Regions from separate parts of the Homo sapiens genome. Here region 2 is linked to region 1. A link is a loop called in an ENCODE intact Hi-C map of the cell type or tissue named here. Cell type or tissue: heart left ventricle. All regions are shown on one strand. Links, peaks and the distances in the headings refer to the core of each region. The heading gives the core; the rest is flanking DNA.

Evidence for each region. A loop is a pair of places that touch in the nucleus more often than their neighbours do. Peaks named below come from ENCODE experiments on the same cell type or tissue, not always from the same donor. Only the 100,000 strongest peaks of a DNase experiment are listed, where the experiment ranks them.
Region 2: a loop joins it to region 1, with 2.3 times the contacts of the local background. A loop is called at or near these places in 2 of 110 quality-filtered maps.

The regions. Positions count from the first base shown.
Region 1 is chr10:36,488,107-36,491,032 of GRCh38, forward strand. No RefSeq gene overlaps it. Among named protein-coding and RNA genes, the nearest start is that of LINC02630, 590 kb to the left of the region's middle. In heart left ventricle, for the core only: no CTCF peak of the experiment used is centred there; a DNase peak (open chromatin) is centred at 1,735; H3K27ac peaks cover 1,675 bases.
Region 2 is chr10:36,252,985-36,255,910 of GRCh38, forward strand. No RefSeq gene overlaps it. Among named protein-coding and RNA genes, the nearest start is that of LINC02630, 360 kb to the left of the region's middle. In heart left ventricle, for the core only: no CTCF peak of the experiment used is centred there; a DNase peak (open chromatin) is centred at 1,447.

The DNA of each region.
Region 1 (2,926 bases), core at 236-2,735:
GAACATAGAAATGTCATAACTGAAGATTCCCGAGGGTGGCATTGGTATATAAACGGCAGTGGAGAAACTCTGCTTTTGGTGAAGCTACCAAATCTGTGTGTGTATATCTAGCAAAAATATACCACATTAAAGGATATCAAATTTACCATTTTAAGCATATAGTACAGTAGCATTAAGTACATTTGCACTATAATCCAACCATCACCGCCATTCATCTTCAGAATTTTTTTCTTCCCAAACTGAAGCTCTGTACACATTAAACAATAACTCCCTATTTCCCCTTCCCTCCAGAGGGCTGTACATTTGGAAAACTGTTATGATTCAGTTTTCCAACCTCCATTCTACTTTTTGTCTCTAGAAATATGATTATGCTAGGCATAATACTTCCCATAAACGGACTCATACAACCTATTTCCTTTTGTGTTTGGCTTGTGTCACTTAGCATGTTGTTTTCAAGGTTCTTTCATGTAGCATGTTTCAGAATTCCTCCTCTTTTAAGGCTGAATAATATTTCAATATGCCTATTTACCATATATTGTTTATCCGTGCATCTATCAATGAGTATTTGGATTGTTTTGGGTATTATTAAGTAATGCTGCTATTAACATGGGTATACAGATATCTGCCCAAGTCTCTGCTTTCAATTCTTTGAGGCACGTGCTCAGCAGTGGCATTTCCAAGTCACGTGATAATTCTATATTTAGTGTTTTGAGGGATAGCCTTACTGTTTTCCACAGCAGCTGCACCATTTTACACTCCACCACCTATGTAGAGGATTCACATTTCTCCAATCTGCACCAATATTTATTTTCTGTTTTTTCGTTTGTTTGGTTGTTAGTTTTTTAATCACAGCCATGCTAATGGGTGTGAAGCGGTATCTCATTGTCATTCTGACTTGCATTTCCCTAAGACCAATTTGTTTCCGAACCAGGACAATTTTCAGCTCCCACCCTACCACTACTTTCCCCACTCCTGCACCCTCATTTCCTTGCTTTTTTTTTTTTTTTTTTTTTTGAGATGGATTCTCACTCTGTCGCCAAGGCTGGAGTCCAGTGGTGCGATTTCAACTCACTGCAACCTCCACCTCCTGGGTTCAAGCAATTCTTCTGTCTCCAAGCAATTCTCCTGTCTCAGGCTCCAGAGTAGCTAGGATTACAGGCGCACATCACCATGACTGTCTAATTTTTGTATTTTTAGTAGAGACAGGGTTTCACCATATGCCAGGCTGGTCTGTAACTCCTGACCCACCCGCCTCGGCCTCCCAAAGTGCTGAGATTATAGGCGTGAGCCACCGCGCCTGGCCTTCCTTCCTCTTTTAAATAAGTGGTAGCTGAAAGAGTCTAGACTCTTGAGTACATTTCCCGACTAGTCTCTGACTTTTTCACAAGAAAGTCATTGTATGGCCACTCAAAGAAAACATTTTGATTATTCATATAATTTCACAGTGCCTGTGATAGCTCTGCTCAGCCCCTTTTTCTGAGGTGTGACATGCCATCTGTCAAAGTGAGAACAGGAACCCTCCTTTCCTTCAAGCTGTTGTCCTGCACACAGAACAAGTGAAAGATACTGGAAAACCCTCTGTTGGATTCTAAAGTTCTTTTGACCTTAGCTTGAAAATAAAAAAGAATCAGGAAATATTTTCTTGCTGGGTTGGAGCCAATGACTCTTGGCCAGAAATAACTGTGTAGAGTTCCTCTCGGCTGGACCCATGAGGCCAGGCCTTCAGGGGAGGTCCTGGAGTAGGGGAGCATGGTGAGACCAGCGCCTCTCATCTGAGTGCATCCACTTGGAGGAGATCTAGGGGAGGCTAGCTCCTTGAACTGAATCCTGTTTAGAGGAGGGGACCCAACTTGGGGAGAATTTTCTCTCCAAGCCCAGTGGGCAAGGCCTAGGAGCCGTAGCCTTCCTATCAGTTTATCCGAAAACCCTGATAGAAGTCAGCACATTTTTAAAAACACTTAAGTCCATTGTTTCCTTTTTGAGGGAGAAAAAAGTGCTAAAGAATGTTAAGCTCTTCTAGCAGCACTCTTACTCATAGCCAGATTGAATTTCTTTTTCCTTCATGGATTCCCTGAGGCATCATTATAATGAAAAAGTAGGCATCAGAAAAACACTTACCGGGTTGTGTCTGGAGAAAAAGTCACTTTTGGGACAACCCGTGTAAAAAATCTCTACACATTTTATTCTAATTACAGGTCTGCAAACCATTCTCATCTCCAGTGGATATTAGTGAACTACTGCCCCCTTGAAGGTCATGACCTTGGGCAACAGTAAGGGTTTGCCATCAAAAACAAGACTAAAATAACACTGATGGCTGCTTTCAGGAGGTCTGAGATGAGAGCTAGAGTTCTCCTCCCTAGGGCCCCTACATGGATTTACTCATGAGTTTACACACTTGAACTTCTCTGCCGTTTATCCTTAGGTATTGCCAGCTTCTCCCTTTTTGGCCTAGTCATTCTTTGTGTTTCTCATTCATTCCAGACTGCTCCCTTTTTTCTTTCTTCCTGTCTCAGTCAGCACAGGAGATAAAGGTTAACAGCGTTTTGAGTGTGACCTGTGAGGGAAATTGCTATTGTTTAATTCCAGTTTCTTGCCATGGAGTTATTTACTTATCTTTCTATTAAATCCTCATAGCATGTTACTCCTTTTTCTTATGTTTTCACACAATGCCCTTTATTTCAACTGATTACTTGTTTTGATTTTCCTTAGCCTATCTTATTTTTGCATTTCCTAAGAGTCTTCCTGTGGCAGCACATTTCATAACCACTATTTGATTTGTAAATTTATCTTTGTGGACCATCTTCCACTCCCAGATGATTACATGAACAAGTAGCTTGGTTGTAGACTTGTTCTTTAGAATACAGTGCCTTAGATTAAGATGAGAACTGGGCCGGGTGTGGTGGCTCACGCCTGTAATCCCAGCACT
Region 2 (2,926 bases), core at 132-2,631, 240 kb before region 1:
GAAGCTGTTTTACTCTCAGCTTTCCCTAGCTCTGTTAATAGACCCTGAATAGGGTCTAGACCCTGGAGTATTCCTTCATTCTTACTTTCCTTTATCAGCCCGTTTTCTTCACTCCCTTTCCAAATACCCAATAAGGATCTATGTTCAGCTGGTTCTATTTTACAAACCCTTGTCCAATCAATCTGTTTCTCTACATTCCCTCTGCTACCACCCTCATCAGGCTACCCCTAACTCTTATGAAATGATTTTGATGACCTCCTAACTTATGCTTCTGCCCATAGTGTTCTCCTCCCATCTGGTCTCCAAAACCCTTTACAGAGATTAAAAAAAGAGTCATTTCACATCATTGCATAAAAAAATTTTCTATAACTCCCCAATATCTTTAGGATAAAGTGCTTCTCCTTCCTGACACTACTTCCCCATGAGATATAACCAAGTTGAACCTTATGCCTTCTCTCATTTACATAGTTTATTGTGCATCTATTCTCTGTGCCTGGACCACACTCTTCTCCACCATCCAATCACAGCTGAAATGACGCCTCCTTAGAGAGACATTTGCTGGTTTCTATAAAAATGTTAGGTCTCCCTGAACTTTCTCCGTCATGATCATTCAACATTTTACTATACATACTTGCTTAATGCCTTTATACTTTTTTTAAGAGTACGTTTTGTGATACTGAGGACAGTTTTGGTCTTGTCAACCACTATATTTCCAGTGCTTACTTAGTGCAGTGCCTCACACATAGTGTACACTCAATAAATGATGATTTAAATTTATGATTGAAGAACGATTAATTACATGTGTTGGTAGACATAAGATAGGCAAAAAATAAGACAGGAACACTAGGTTGTTTTCTTAAAAACGTGGATGGAGTCATGTTGATTCACCGATTTTAGTTTTTCTGTGATTCATGCTATGCATTTCTGAGATGTCAGGTTGATGGAGTAGTTGTTTTGTCTCTGACCTTGGAGCAGAATGGGACAGTAGTTTCACTGGTGCTAAAACCCATGACCTTATCCTTATTAGCACATCTCTGTAAGGAGACTAGTGTTAACATGAAGCTATCAATTTTTAACAACTGTAACTTATGTAAAATTTGGTAAACTATATGCAGGAAACCATTCCCATATGGGGGGTTAACAAATGATTTTTGATGAGTACTATTATTATTGCCCAATTTTAATAAACTGCAGGGAAAGTTTCAAGAGTCCCTGATATAACAACTATTTTACTAAGTTAATGTTTTTTCTTCTCTACTCTATGGTGCCTGCCAAAAGTGTGAGTAAAAAATCTGGATTACGAGGCATTTATTGGGTAAACAGCATTTCATTTTTACACAAACGTTGACATTAATTAAGTCTTCCAACATCTGGGATGTAGGTAAGTGTTCTGCTAATTTTGCAGAGGAGGAAATGAAATCACAGCGGACTGGCAGCTTGCCAAGGTCACTGAACAAGTTAGTGTCAGGACTGGGAGTACTACTCAGGAATTTTTGGCTGTGAATCTTCTTTTCAACAAAAGTAACTCATAAGGAAAAAGCATATTGGGAATATATTCCTGTTTTTATGGTTCCTATCAAACCTGGAAGGCCCAGTAATCTTGTGAGAATTTCTTTTTTCAATCTCAATTTTATGAGTGAGTGTACCCTAGTAAGAATCACATATCCATTTACAATGTCATTCACTCATGTGGATCAGAATTTTGAAAAATCTGTTTACTATCCATTGCTTTTTTCTCTTCATCTTATCTCTTTTTTTCTTTAAGAATTTCAGTCCACGAAGCCTAACCCTTTAAAAAATTATTGTGATTATAAAATGAAAGGCATCCTAGCCTAACCAAATAAATGTCACACTTTGTATTTTTAAACACAATTTTATAATATGTGCTGGTTTGTTATATTGTGTAAATCAAAAATATAAGAAAATGCTTACCCATTTTTGAAAGATAAATGCACCACAATTTCTTAAAAATGTATAGTGCAAGACCTAGGCAATGATTCTAGGATAGGTAGAATGATTAGGAGCCTAGACTCTGGTGCTAGGAAGCCTGTTTCAGTTCCACTTCTGCCACTGATATGCCAAGTGACCCCAGGAAAATCTTTTAACCTTTTGGTGCTTCAGTATTCTCATCTGTAAAATAGGAATAATAGCAGCGTTCACCTCATGGGTTATTGCAAGGATTTAGTGAGTTTGTCCATATATGACTTAGAAAGGTGCCTGGCACACAGTTACGGGACACAATTATCAGTTACTAAAATTATTTGAGGTATAATTGTCATACAGATTGAGCATCCCTAATAAAGAAAAATCTGAAACCCAAAATGCTCCAAAATCTGACACTTCTTGAGCACCAACATGACTCCACAGGTGGAACCCTCCGCAGCTGACATCATGTGATAGGTCACGGTCAAAACTGTTTTATGCACAAATTTATTTAAAATATTGTATAAAATTTCCTTCATGCTATCTGTGTAAACTGCATATGAAACATAACTGAATTTTGTGTTTAGATTTGGGTCCCATCCCCAAGATATCTCATTATTCATAGTCATGCACCATATAATGAAGTTTCAGTCAATGATGGACTGCTTATTCGATAGTGGCCCCATAAGATTATAATACCATATTTTCACTGTACTGTTTCTATTTCTAGATACATTTAAATACACAAGTACTTACCATTGTGCTCCAGTTGCCTATAGTATTCAGTATACTCGCATGCTGCACAGGTTTGTAGCCTAAGATGAATGGGTTGTACCATACAGCTTAGTGTGTAGTGGCCTCTACCATCTAGATTTGTGTAAGTTCACTCTATGATGTTTGCAGAAAGACAAAACCACCTAATGACGCATTTCTAAGAATGTATTCATTATTAATTAACACATAACATATATACATACACATACACACATGCACGTGCGCACAC